2 separate regions of the Homo sapiens genome follow, and region 1 is linked to region 2. Evidence: chromatin contacts called from ENCODE Hi-C or POLR2A ChIA-PET data. All regions are on one chromosome and are shown on one strand. The core of a region is the stretch at or near the end of the contact, and the rest is flanking DNA. Distances in the headings are between cores, read along the strand shown.

Region 1 (6,656 bases), core at 1,807-4,306, 230 kb after region 2:
TTCTCAGTGGAGTATTGAAGTCTCCCTTACTATTGTGTTGCTGTCTCTCATTTCTCAGGTCTAGTAGTAATTGTTTTATAAATTTGGGAGCTCCAGTGTTAGGTATATATAAATTTACAATTGTCATATTTTCTTTTTGGATTGATCCTTTTATAATTGTATAATGACCTTCTTTGTCTTTTTTTTTAACTGTTGTTGCTCTAATGTCTGCTATATCTGATATGAAAATAGCTACTTCTGATCACTTTTTGTTTCCATTTGTACGGGATATCTTTTTCCACCTCTTTACCTTGAGTTTAAATAAATCCTTATGTGTTAGGTGAGCCTCTTGAAGACAGCAGATATTTGGTTTGTAATATTTTTTTACCAATTTTACCAATCTATATCTTTTAAGTAGAGCATTCAGGCCACTTACATTCATTGTTAATATTGAGTTGTGAGGTATTGTTTCATTCATTATGTTTATTATTACCTATATCCTTTGTTTTCTTCATTGTGTTATTGTTTTATAGGTCCTGTGAGTTTTATGCTTTCTAGAGGTTCTATTTTTGGTTCATATAGAGCTTTTGCTTCAAGATTTAGAATGCCTTTTAGTATTTCTTGTAGAGCTGGTCTGATAATGACAAATTCCCTCAGCATTTGTTTGTGTGAAGATGTCTTTATTTCTTCTTCATTTATGAAACTTTGTTTTGTTGAACACAAAATTCTTGGCGGTTATTCTGTTTAGGGAGGCTAAAGATAGGATCTGAATTCCCTCTGGCTTGTAAGGTTTCTGCTGAGAAGTCTGCTGTTAGTCTGATAAGTTTTCCTTTAGAGATTATCTGATGCTTTTATCTCATTGCTCTTAGAATTCTTTTCTTCATGTTAACATTAGATAGCCTGATGACCATATGTCTTAGTTAAGTCCTTTTTGTGATGAATCTTCCAGGAGAGATTCTTTGAGCTTCTTGTATTTGAATATCTAAGTCTCCACTAAAGCCAGGGAAGTTTTCCTCAATTATTCCCTCATATAAGTTTACAATCTTTTTGCTTTCTCTTCTCCCTCAGGAACATCAATTATTCTTAGGTTTGGCCATTTTGCATAATCCCATATTCCTTGGAGATTTTGTTAATTTCTTTTGATTCTTTTTACTTTACTTATGTCTGGTTGAGTTAATTTGAAAGCCTTGTCTTTGAGCACTGGAATTCTTCCTTCTACTTGTTCTAGTCTGTTATTAAAACTTTCCACTGCATTTTATGAATGGGTGGAAATGTACCATAAGTGAGCCTTCATTTTCAGAAGTTCTGATTTGTTTTTCTTTAAGACATCTACCTCTTTAGAAAAGTTTCATTCGTATCCTGAATTGTTTTTTAAATTTCTTTATGTTGATTTTCACCTCTCTGTGATATTTCCTTGAGTAGTTTAATAATCAATCTTTTGAATTCTTTATCTGCTATTTCAAAGATTTGGTCTTGGTTTGGGTCCATTGCTGGATAGCTAGTGTGATCTTTTGGGTGTGTTATAGAACCTTGTTTTGTCATATTACCAGAATTATTTTTCTGGTAATTATTATAGAGAGTCTTTGTATGATGGCATTCTCAGATGCTCATTGTAGTCCCAATGTGTACGGTGTGTGAGCAAGTTCACTGTTTCCTATGGGGTTGGAATGGCAGTGATCTCTTGAAGCTTATCTAATTCCCTTGTGGTGTGTACTTTTTTATTTATGTATTTTTTTCCCCAGTATTTTATTTACTGGTTGAATAGTTCAGGCTTCAGGCCAGTAGAGGGGGTGTCCATGGGTAGAAACCAGTTGTGGCTAAAGCAGGTGGGTAAATGCCATACCCAATGGAGGGCAGAAGTCCTAGCCTTGACAGAGGTGGCTGGGGGACCTTTCAGTGAAATGCACTGAGGTCTTATCAGGAGGAAGTGTGGGAGCTACCTTCACTCCCCTGCGAGGCCAGCATGAAAGCTATCCACCTCCCAGACACACTTTTAACTCAGTGTTCTAGCTATTCAGATTAGACAGGCACCTCTTTTTATCTGCAGGAATGTTAATGTTCCAAGTAAAGAGGAATTGTGACTTTATGTCTCATGCCAGCCTGAACCTGAAGGATGCTCCTTCTGTGGGGATGCAGTCACCCTGAAGTTTTCCACGAAGTCTATTTATAGGTATACCCATGCCAAACTCCTGTGGAAGAAGCTTCAGCTGTGTCTGCAGCGGTGGATGAGTGGGAAAAGAAGTCCCCTTCTCCAAGTCCCTTCACAAGCACCAGAGTTGCCTGATTATTGGGGTACAGCTTCAGACTTTCCCTGCTGAGCCCAGCACTTCAAGTGTCCCCCTGCTGAATGAAACTTTTCACCAGCAGAAAGGTCTGGGAGTCAAGGCCCATTGTCCAGAATCTTTTGATCCATGGGGTGTTCCCTTGATGTGATACACTCTTCCTTACCCTAGGAGTAGGAGTCCTTGAACACCAGACTACTGTGAATGCTATTGCTCCTCTGGGTCTAGCCACCCAGTGGGGCTGCCACACTTTAGGCAGGTGCTGGAAAATGTCTACAAGGGATGCAATGATATTACCTGTCCTCAAGTCTCCCAGCAGCAAGTACCAGCACCATTTGTGATGGGAGTGGCAAGCGAGTGACATGGAATCTATGAGATTTCTTGGTTATAGATATCCTTATTCTGTTTGCTTTCTCAAATGCCAATTGTAGTATTAATGAACTGATCATGTGGATAGACTCAGGACCTCAGGCCATGCTGCTGCAGGCAATGGTTATAAGTGAAGCCACACACAAGTTTTCTCATTTGGTGCAGTGTTATTCCACCAGGAGGTGCTGTAATGGACTGTGCTGGTTGGCCTGAAGCCAGGAGGTGGCACTTGCAAAAGAGTGCCAACTTCTATAATAGCAGTGGGATTTGTGCTTGCCAATGTTACCTAAGGGAGGTACTCTGGTTTCTCAGGCAAGGGGTAGGGTCATAAAGCTCCTGAAAGTTTCTGTCCTTTGTGTTAAGCTGCCACAGCAGGTGGCGGCTGAGTGGGGGCTGTGTCAGGCAGGTCTGCACTTGGACTTTCTGAGTGGGGCAGGCAGGAGCCCTGTGGGGGTCAGAGGGCAGTTCTCTGGCTACTGGGGTAATGTTCCAGGGACAAGTATAGCTGCCTCTGCTGCACAGAACACTTCACACAGGAAATGGAGAGAAGCAGGTGGCACTAAGCTCCACCCAGATACCACACACTTGGCAAGGCAGATCTTACACCCACAGGTTTCTAGCAGCAGCAAGCTAAGTTCCAGTTTGAGCTCTCAGAACTCAAAACTGCCCCAGGCCATAAGCCTTCCCATGGCAATAGCAACTATGGCTTTCATGCCATGCCCCTCCCAGTTTGCCTGCAAAGTCAGGATGCCCAGATCCTGTGTTTGTGACTGCAGTGCACTTCTCACCTGCCCTCCAGCTCTGGCCAAGGGAGTTCATCCCCACTTAAGGTTATGTTGAGAAGTTCAGCTGTGAGTTTCTGTCAACCTGCAACCACTGCCTGAGTTAGCTGGCAGACTTCTACGAGGTCCCCTGTGAGGTAGAATAAGGAGTGGCTTCCCTTGGTCCACACTGGAGACTGAGAATACAAACAAGGCTCTTCCTCATGCTGCTCCTACTTTTATATTTATCACTGCTCCCTAAATCGGTTCCATTACTTGGTAATGTTGAGGTCTTCCCCCATGACCTGGACTTCCAGGTTCCCTGGTGGGAGTGTATATTCTGGAGGCAGTCTCTCTTCATCTCACACTCTGGGAAGTTAGAGTTTTCCACCTGGCTCGTGGAATAGGCTACAGCCTGTTGCTTCCTTCAGAGGGTTTACGGATTCTTTCAGATTTCCTGTTAAGTTCCTGTGTTGGTTCTTTGAGAAAAGTTCACAGTGTGAATCTCTACACACTACTTTGTCTTTCCAAATGGGAGAGACATGCTAACACTGCCTCCAATCCACCATCTTGGAGAAAAATAAAATGGCAATTAGTATTCATAAATGAGCAATATCCCTCTGACTTGGCTCCTTTCTGCCCCATCCTGTTTAGCAAGATAGATATGCAGTCTATTACTTATTTAGGGTCTTTCTAAAACTTTAATTATTCATCCTCTAATCCACAATGCAACATTTTTCTGAGCCTCCTAGACCTTTGGCACCTCTGTGACATTTCAGGTGGCTCTGTGACATTTCAGGTTTACCTTGATATAACAAACTGGTCTTGCAATTTTACTCCACTGATTACAGAGCTGTTTCTAGTCAGTTCTCCCCACACATGCCACCAAATGACTAAAGTGGTGTTTGAAAGGTATGTACCAGAAATGGCATATATTGGATTGAAAACTAAAGTGGTCAGTAGAAAGATATATGCCATAAATCATGCTTTAGGATGAGTGTACCTCATATACTCTCTAAAAATAAATAATTAGGAGCTCATTTATAAATATAAATTTACCATACACAATAGAATACTATTCAGCCATAAAAAAGTATAAAATTCTGTCATTCACAGCAAGATTGATGATCCTGGAGGACATTGTGTTAAGTGAAATAAGACAGGCACGGAAAGTTAAATATTGTATGTTCACACTCATATGTGAAATCTGAAACTTTGTTCTAATGGAAGTAGAAAGTAGAATAGTGGTTACTATAGGCTGAAAAAGGTGTAGTGGGCGATAAAGAGAAGGTGGTTAATGGATACAAAAGTATAGCTGAAGAGAAGAAATGAGTTCCAGTGTTCTATAGCACTGTAGGGTGACTATGGTTAACAATAATTTATTGTGTCTTTTCAAATAGCTAGAAGAGATTTTGAATATACTCAACAAAAAGAAATAATAAATGTTTGAGGTGATGGATATGCTAATTACCTGGATTTGATCATTGCACACTGTATACATGTACTGAAATATTACACTGTATCCCATAAATATGTAAAATTATTATGTGTCAATTAAAAGTAATAGTAAAAATTTAATAAAACAAAAAAATCAGATCCACAAAGTCTGTCACATTTTTTTCTACTATGCAATATTATTTTTTCTTGAAATTTCTATTTTGAAAATTGTCAAACTTTCACAGAAGCTAACATTTTGTTACATTTGCCTTAACTTTTTTTTTTCTTGCTCCTATTTTTCCCTAGAACTTAGCCCTCTTTACTTCAGCATAGATTTGCTAAGTCTAAGGACATTATCATACATAATTGAAGTATTTTATAATACCTAAGAAATTAATAATACTTTCACAATGTCATTTAGTATCTGGGCCAATCCAAATTTTCTCAATGATCCCTAAATATATATTTTTTTCTCAACACTTTTCAGCAGAGAAACAAAATTACTGGAGGGAAAAACCACTAGTATCTTCATGATACCTTCTTATGTTGTCTAAATGGAATTCCTCTACTATCTGTCTTAGATGACAGTGTCTTCATCTCATATGGGCATGAGGTTATGGCATAGATGAATAGAAGGTAGCCATAATGTGAGTTTGTCACCTTTTGTGCAGGAATGTCTCTGTGTGTATTAACTATATGTAGAGAAACTCAAAGAAATGAGGTACAGTGCCCATCCTCTGAGTGCACAAAAGGGAAAAAGGATCTGATTTTTGTTCCTAGTGGTCTGGGCAAATTTGAGCACTTATTTCAGGTTTACCTTGATATAACAAATTGGTTTTGCAATTCCTCTCTGCAGAGTTTGAATCTCATCAAACTGCCAACAATAACTATTTTATATCTTGAGACACTTTAGATATTTGTTGCATCTTTCTTTATATAAATTGACTAATACACAACTTAACTGCTTCTTGTTGCTGATTACAGTGTCTTTGAAGCTTATGCTATATTTTCTTTGAATTATTCTTATATTTTAGTTTTTACTTTTGAAGATGTCAGGGTTCTCCATTCCTTTCTTTTTAAATGCTTTTTAGAAATTTTGGTGCATTTTCTGTTTCCTTGAATGCATTTCTGAAACCAAAAGAATGTTATTCAGGTGTACTTTTATGATGTGTGAATTTTACTTTTCAAAACCTTTTAACAGATATTTAAATAAAAAAACAACTATAAAAATGGCTAATTTTAGCATAGGATCATTTGGAGAAATGTCAACAGGTTAACTTGCAGGAGAAATTAATGGTGAGACTACTGGACTGTGAAAATAAAAGGAGAAAATTTGACTAGGTTAACTATTCAAGTACGACCTTATAGAATAGCCTGTCAATTTGGCACTGAAAAGACAGGCCAGTGACCCAAATTGGACTTTTTTCTATTTTCTTAAGATTAAGGTAGTTAATCTGTGATTTTCCTAAGAACTATCTTTCTACAACTTCAGGGTAGGTGTGTGATTTCCAAATAAATAGGTCCAGCTTTGGTTCATGTAGCAAGTGAGATGAAAATAGAATTTTCTATTTTGAGTATGTTAATGGAATTAAGTATGAAGCTCTTAAGGGACATTAATAAATAATAGAAAATATAAGCCTGAAATGTAATAATGTACTTATATTTTAATATAATATTATGGTGAAACTAATAATATTTAAGCTGTGGCAAATGTATGAATTTTGGCATGTAGTATGAATAGATTGTTTATTCTTTAGTGCTGTGTTAGACACACAAATAAAATCTGATCTTTTAAAATATTCATTAATTTTAATATAAAACTCCATTA
Region 2 (7,722 bases), core at 1,955-4,454:
TGACATACAGTTTGGGACCAAGCAGTGTAGTATCAAGGCAATTGCTTGTTATTTTTATACCACAATTGAACAGCACATTGGGAGACCCTGCATTTAACCTCACATGATAAGATCTTGAGAGAAGCTTTTTCTCTTGACCTGAAAATAGTGACAAGAACACAAAGATGAAAGTAAACAAGTGTTATGTGATTTTAGGGACCTTTCATTTCACTCCAAAGCTTAGATAAAGATTCAAGGAAATTGGTGATCTGGGTACAAGAGAGAAGAGTTTTGAGTATGAATTGGCCAATCCAGTTTTTCCACTCTCAAAGACTGGAGTGCCATACTAGGCCTGTTGAGTCTCAATCCCTTCCTCAAACTTCTGCCCTGCCATGTATCACAGGGGAGCTGAACTCTTCAGGTGTATTTTAGGTTGTATTTGGGTGAAATTACACAACTTAAATTATTTCACCTAAATACAACCTAAAATACACCTGAAGAGTTTGCCCCGCCCCGCCCCCCACGTGATATGTGGCAGGGTGTATTTTAGGTATATTTTAGTATTTCAGGTTGTCCAAGTCAGTTGGCTTCCTGTTGCTCTGGGCCAAGTGTGGAGACATTATTGGGACAGCAGAGCACACAAAAGGAAGGGTATTTCTACCACTCTCACTATGCCTCAGATGATGGTAACTCCATCCTCTCTGCAGCCCCAGTTCCCATCCCCACCACTCAGGCCTACCTGTGGCCTAGCTTCCACCAAGTAGCCCTGGGCCCTGGACCCTGGACCTGTGGGTCCCTCCAGGTGAAGGTGGCAGTGGCTTTCTGCTGCCATCAATCCAAGGTTTCTTTTTTCTCTCTTGGATCATGATTAATACAACTAGGCAGATTTGGGCTAGCAGAAGGGAAGCTATAGAGGGACAATTGGGAGGAGAAAGGAGCCCAAAGTCCTCCACATGAAGTGCTTATGGGGTGAGAAGCCTCATACTCCTCCCTTATGAGATTGTGGGTGGCACTAAAAGAAGGGAATCAGTATCTTATTTCCCAACTGGCTATTTCCTTAATCAGACGCTGAGTCAGGGAGAAGCAGCCTGTGGAGAGAAACAAAGAAGGTGGTTGCCATGGAACAGAGAAGATTCTGGCTTTGGAGTGACAAGAATGTACAAATCTCCCAAAGGCTGCGTGGATATGGGGAAAAGTAGCTGAACCTGAGTCATCTTAGCAGTACTTCCACCTGAGTCCTATTTACAGGCTGTAGATACTCCAGTGGGAAGAGGTTAATGGGGGAAGCTGTAAAGGGGTAGGAAAGACTGGCTAGAGTTGGATTTACCATGTCAGGGAGACTCTTCAGGGCCTTCTGAACTTACCCAATATCCCCTGAGGTAAGCAGTATTTCGGCACAGAGAGGACATCTATTGGTAGCTGGTGTTTTCTAGATGAGCAGCAATACCCAACAGAAAATTCTGCAACAAAAAGAATTGGGTGAAGAGACTATTTTGTTTCTTCTCCTCTGATCCCACCTCAAGTCATTAAAGAAGCTAGATCTTGATGTGGAGAAAGAAGAGGTTTTGTGCAACCAGATTGGCTTCATGGTTTTGGAGTCGGGAGGAGGGGCAGGCCAGACCCCTTTGGGGCGCCTGTTTTACAAGCTGAGCTAGGTAAAATTACATGATTTATATGAACTATGACAATGATCAATTATCAATGGAATCTGCCTGAGATATCATTCAGGGGCAAGAAAGCAGAAGTTGACCAATCATATGATTAGAAAAAGAAAATTGCTTCTGATTAATATCCATTGAGTTCAAACCATTTAGTGAAACAGTTACCCTTAAACTATCAGCTCATCTAGAACAGAGTTTTGCAAACAACATTTTGTGGGCCAGTAAAACAGATTTTTAACACCTTGCATTTTTACCTCTCTGATCCCTTCTCAGAACCACCAGCAGATTTGACAACTGTTTTCCTCCTTACTCTGTCTCTTCCTTGACTATACAGTAGAAAATAGAGAATTCAATTTATTCAACTCTTTGTAATGTATGTGGTTATTTGAATCCTGTTGTATTCATACAGAACATGAGCTTTGTTCCTATATTTTCATATAATTGTTAATAAGTTATAAGAAGGTTTGAGGCTGTGGCATATAAACACAGCACATAAACATATATTTCTATATAACATAATCTTCCCACTTTTACTACATATTTTTACTAGACTGTTCTGGAAAAGCTATTTGTACATATTTCTTTGTGCACACAAGTTCCTCAGCTAACGGCTTTGCTCTGTTTTTATAGAACATGTTGTATATGGTTAAAAAATGTCTTTCACATAAGCCACATTTTTCCTGTTTTTGTTTACTTGTCTGTATTGCACCTCAATTAGCAAATCGTGCAGTCTTCTCTCCCTGTCATAATAACATAAACTATCTCCATTTTAGGCTGTTCGATGTAAAACAAAAATCCCCAAATTTCCACTAGATGGTGCTATGAGAATGCAAACTTCTTTGGTCAGGGTATATATAAAATCCTCAGTTATTGCAGCCTGTTATTTTGGCTTGTGAAACAGGTCTGCCCCCCACTAAATTAGATGCACAGGGATGATTTAATATTTAGTTAAGAGACGATGCAATATTTCCCACAAGTCTCTGAGGAGCCCAGGCAAAACAATGAAGAGGCATTTTTCGTCTAATCCTCATCCATACCACTTCTTCTTACCTGGCCTTTTTGGTATGCTACTCCATAGATACCTAGGAACAACCCCATAGTGGCAACATCTTTTGACCCCGGTCACTGCCACCGTCTATGGCTTCTTTACCCAGTCTTCCCTCCTTGGCTGGAGGGGGCTAATGGATTTATTACATTACTGACTGTCAGCAATTATTTTTTGACAATTTGTTCAGTGGTTTTCAAAGTGTGATTTCCCAGACCAGCAGTGTCATCTGGGAGGTTGTTACAATTGCAAATTCTCAGACTTCAGCTCGGACCTACTGAATTGGATGGGAGTGGAGACCAGCAATCTGCATTTTCACAAACCTCCCCGAGGTGATTCTAATGTGTAGGAAAGTTGAGAACCAGTGTGTTAAATACTTCCTGGGAACAAAACTGCCTTATCCTATTTGGATTAACCTCATTCCTGAAAGCCCTCAAAGAACAACTTTAAAGGTGGATAGGTGGGTGAAGAAATTTTTAAAGGTGTTGCCAGGTACAGTGGCTCACCCCTTTAATCCCAGCACTTTGGGAGGCTGAGTCAGGTGGATCACTTGAGCCCAGGAGTTCAAGACCAGCCTGGGCAGCATGCTGAAACCCTGTCTGTACAAAAACAAACAAACAAAAAATTAGCTGGGCGTGGTGGTGCACGGCTGTCCCAAGCTACTCAGAAGGCTGAGGTAGGAGAATCCGTTGGGCCCGGGAGGTTGAGGCTGCAGTGAGCCAAGATGGCGCCACTGCATTCCACCCTAGGCAACAGAGTGAGACCCTGTCTCAAAAAGGAAAAAAAAGTTTAAGGCGAGCATTTGTTCTACTTGGCCTACTCTGCTTTCCCTTTGGGTTGCTCTGCTCCCCTTGGGCTGCTTTGCTCTCCCTTTGGGTTCTGCCTGTCACTGAGGAGTCCTCACTGCAAAGGAATAGTGAAGCCTGTATCTAATGTGTAAATGTAGGAGAGTATGATTAGTAACTCACTTTTTTTTTTTTTTTTTTTTTAAAGAGATGCCCAGGAAGGCAGCCAGATGGCAGCATCGTTCCTACACTGTCTCTGCACTCCCAAAGGCAGTTTCTGGCCCTTTACTGTAGTCAAAGGAGATCGCGTAGCAGCGGTCGTTTATTGGCTAGGCTGTTTGTCTTTTTTCTCTACTGCAGCATGAGTCAGAACCCACAGAGAGAACCAGAGAGGAACAACCCGTTGATTAATGGGTCAGAGAGCTATGTAAGACTGTGATCTCCTATTGTCCCTGTTTCACGGAACAAATGTGGGGGATGCTACAAAGATTCAACACTAGGTAGACATCTAATGAAGCTGGGTTGCCATCAATCAGTTCAAACAGGTGTCTGGAATAGCTGTGTCTTCTGTCTTTTGATAAACACTGAGTACCTGCACATACAATTCCCTGGGAGCTTTTAAATCTCCTGATGCCCAGGCTGCACCCTAGACCAACCACATCAGAATCAGGAGAATGGTTTTAGGGCATCAGTACAGCTTTAAATCTTCCCAGGGGATACTAATGAGCATGAAGGGCTGGGAACCATGATATTAAAGACGTTGAGATGAAATTTGTGGCAAAGTTATTTCAATTGAGAAACCTGGGTTATTGTCTTATACCGTACTGTCAATTTCAACAGTGGAGTTTGTTGTTTTGGCCAGTTTTGATCTTGGCAAGTTTCGATATTCGAAATGGATTTTGTTGTATGACAGAAGGGGGCATCATCTCCTCTCCACCCCACACCACCTCCTTCTCTCTTTCCCCCTCCTCCTTCTCACTTGTTGTTCTGTTTTGTGTTTTGTTTTGTTTTGGAGGGGTGAAGACTGAAAATTTAAAACTGTGGCTACAAAATGGGCATATTACTGCTACTTAAAAGAAAAATTCTGACCAAAAATATATAGTCAATATTCTGAGTTTAAAATATTCTAAACTGTAAAAACCTTCTGTTTTTGCCTTCTGCCACATGTTCTTAGGTACCCTCAGGCTACAGTCCTTATTTTAAAGGATATGATAGTAAGAAAGTTACATCAGCCTTGATGAAAAGCTGTGAATTTAATCTTAGGAGCTCACACTGACTAGAGAGAATGAAAACATTCTATCATAATTGCTTGAAAAACTGTAGAACTACTCACTAGAGTTGGATATTGGTCTATAACCAAAACTCCTTTTGTATGGAACAAAGTGAGTTTCATGAAACTCTTTGTAAAAGATTTTCTTTATCCTGGAAAATCCTATATGTTTCCATGTAAAATTCTTAATAATAGGTAGAATGAAAGCTGGAGGGAAATATAATTGTGACATGTGAAGTATGAAATATACTTCAACTTAGTATAGAAGTATAGGCTTAATTCTTTGCACCAAGGGGCATCTAGAAACCATCTCCAGAAGCTTTCGGTGATACCTTATTAATCCTTCTCTAGGTGTACCACTTAGGAAATGTAAATGGTACTAAAAGAAATAATTTGTTAGGTCCTTAATCCCACAAAAGTTGATTAAGTCATTGTCTGTGAATAAAGACTAGGTGAGAAAATTGGGAGCTTTGGGAAAAGGGAGCCCAAGGAAAAAGTGGAACAGGCTGGAAAAAAAGGAAAGTGAATTAAAGAATAGGGAATCAGATTTCTTTTCCATTTTGACTTAAGGATATGTCAGGGCCAAAACTATAGAAATTTGAAATTGGTTCATTTAGAGGATCAATGCTCTTTTTTCAAGTGATTTTTTTCCTAAGTGATTCTTTTCCTAAGCAAGTCACACTGATTTTTTGGTTTCCAAACTCATTGACTTATGGGCAGTTTGGAGAATTAAAAAAAGGTATAGACTACTAAGGCGTCTTGTGTACCAGACAAAGGTTTCTTGGATTCTGAGGATTTATTTCATTACTATAGATATCTCTAAGGCAGCATGACCTATAAATAATTTAGGCAATCTCCTACATATGGAGAAATAATAATTAGGAAGGGGCAAACTTTTGAAATTACAGTTTAGATTTAGTTTAGATTTAAAATTGCACACACAGTCTCCCTAACAAACGTTAAGCACTTCTGTCTGTTGGAGATTAGCAAAGAGTTTGAGGAACTTATTTTACATTGGATCTAGTTTGTCCTTTAATTGGTAAACCTCAATTCCAATGGCACTACAGGTTGAGTACTCCTTATTTGAAATGCTTGGAAGAGGAGAATTGTTTTGGATTTTGTATTTTGAATACAGGCATACCTTGGAGATATTGCAGGTTCAGTTCCAGACCACTGCAATAAATCAAATACTGCAATAAAGCGAGTCACACTGATTTTTTGGTTTCTAAGCACATGTAAAAGTTATGTTTACACTATAATGTAGTCTATTAAGTGTACAATAGCATTTCTTTAAATGTACACATCTTAATTTAAAAATATTGTTAAGAAATGCTAACAGTCATCTGAAATTAGTGAGTTGTAATTCTTTTACTGGTAGAGTCTTGCCTGGATGTTGATGGCTGCTGACTGATCAGTGTGGTGGCTGCTGAAGGCTGGGGTGGCTGCAGCAATTTTAAAAAATGAGACGATAAGGTTTGCCACGTTGCTGGATTCTTCCTTTCACCAAAGATTTCTCTGTGGTATTTGATGTTCCTTGATAGCATTTTATCCACAGAAAAAACTTTTCAAAATTATAGCCATTCCTCTTAAACTCTGCCACTTCTTCATCAACTAAATTTACATAATATTCTAAATCCTCTGTTTTCATTTCACCAATGTTCACAGTATCTGCACTAAGAGTAAATACCATCCTAGCAAACCACTTTCTTTGTTCATCTATAAGAAACAATTCCCCATCTTTTAAAGTTTTTTCATTAGATTGTGGTAATTCAGTCATATATTTAGGCTCCACTTATAATTCTAGTTCTCTTGCTATTTCTGCCACGTGTGCACTTCCTCCACTAAAGACTTGAACCTCTCAAAGTCATCTGTGAGGATTGGAATCCACTTCTAAACTGTGAATGTTGATATTTTCACTTCTCCCATGAATCACAAATGTTCTTAATGACACTAGAATGGTGAATCCTTTCCAGAAAGTTTTCAGTTTGCTTTGCCCAGATCCTTCAGAGGAATCCACTATGTCAGCTTTAGTCTTACAAAAAATGTATTTCTTAAATAATAAGACTTGAAAGTTAAGATTATTCTTTGATTCATGGGCTACAGAATGAATGTTGTATTAGGCATGAAAACAACATTAATATCTTTGTACATCTCCATCAGAGCTTTTGGGTGACCAAGTGCATTGTCAATGAGCAGTAATACTTTGAAAGGAATCTTTTTTTCCTCTAAGCAGTAGCTCTTGACAGTAGCACTTAAATATTCAGGAAATCATGCCATAAACAGATGTGCTGTCATCCAGGCTTTATTGTTCCATTTGCAGAGCACAGGCAGAGTAGACTTAGCATAATCCTTAAGGGCCCTAGTATTTTCGGAATGGTAAAGGAGCATCGACTTCAACTTAAAGTCACTAGCTGCATTAGCATGTAATAAGAGAGTCAGCCTATTCTTTGTAACTTTGAAGCCAGGTATTGATTTCTCCTCTTTGTAATGAAAGTCCTAGATGGCATCTTCTTCCAATAGATGGCTGTTTCATCTGCATTGAAAATCTGTTGTTTAGTGTAGCCACTTTTATCAATAATCTTAGCTAGATCTTCTGGATAACTTGCTGCAGCTTCTACATCAGCACTTGCTGCTTCACCTTGCACTTTTATGTAATGAAGATTGTTTCTTTCCTTCAACCTCATGAACCAAACTCTCCTAGCTTCAAACTTTTTTTCTGTAGTTTTGTCACCTCTTTCAGCCTTTGTAGAATTGAAGAGAAATAGGGCCTTGCTGTGGATTAGGTTTCAGCTTAAGGGAATGTTGTGATTATTTTGATCTTCTATCCAGACCACAACTTTCTCCGTATCAGCAATAGGGCTGTTTTGCTTTCTTATCGTTTGTGTGTTCACTGGAGTGACACTTTTAATTTCCTTCCAGAACTTTTCCTTTGCATTCACAACTTGGTTAACTGTTTGACACAAGAGGTCTGGCTTTTGGCCC

What was found. A loop is a pair of places that touch in the nucleus more often than their neighbours do. ChIA-PET counts read pairs that join two places held with the same protein, here RNA polymerase II (POLR2A). Pooled maps may share reads with other maps.
Region 1: a loop to region 2 is called in a pooled map, with 3 times the contacts of the local background. The contact joins the enhancer-like site here to the promoter of EPCART in region 2. A Hi-C loop is called at or near these places in 1 of 168 maps with a recorded cell type or tissue (PC-3), 1 of 37 single-sample maps with no recorded cell type and 2 of 50 pooled maps. POLR2A ChIA-PET finds 5 or more read pairs at or near these places in 1 of 52 experiments (K562).

The regions. Positions count from the first base shown.
Region 1 is chr2:180,356,900-180,363,555 of GRCh38, forward strand. No RefSeq gene overlaps it. Among named protein-coding and RNA genes, the nearest start is that of EPCART, 240 kb to the left of the region's middle. Within about 2 kb of position 3,057, at least 4 of the 41 ENCODE cell types and tissues checked have a DNase peak (open chromatin) inside an H3K27ac peak, as active enhancers do.
Region 2 is chr2:180,121,990-180,129,711 of GRCh38, forward strand. EPCART (ERG-positive prostate cancer associated androgen responsive transcript) reads right to left here and starts at 3,205. Exons shown (of 4, transcript XR_923634.3): 1 at 2,691-3,205; 2 at 1,344-1,439.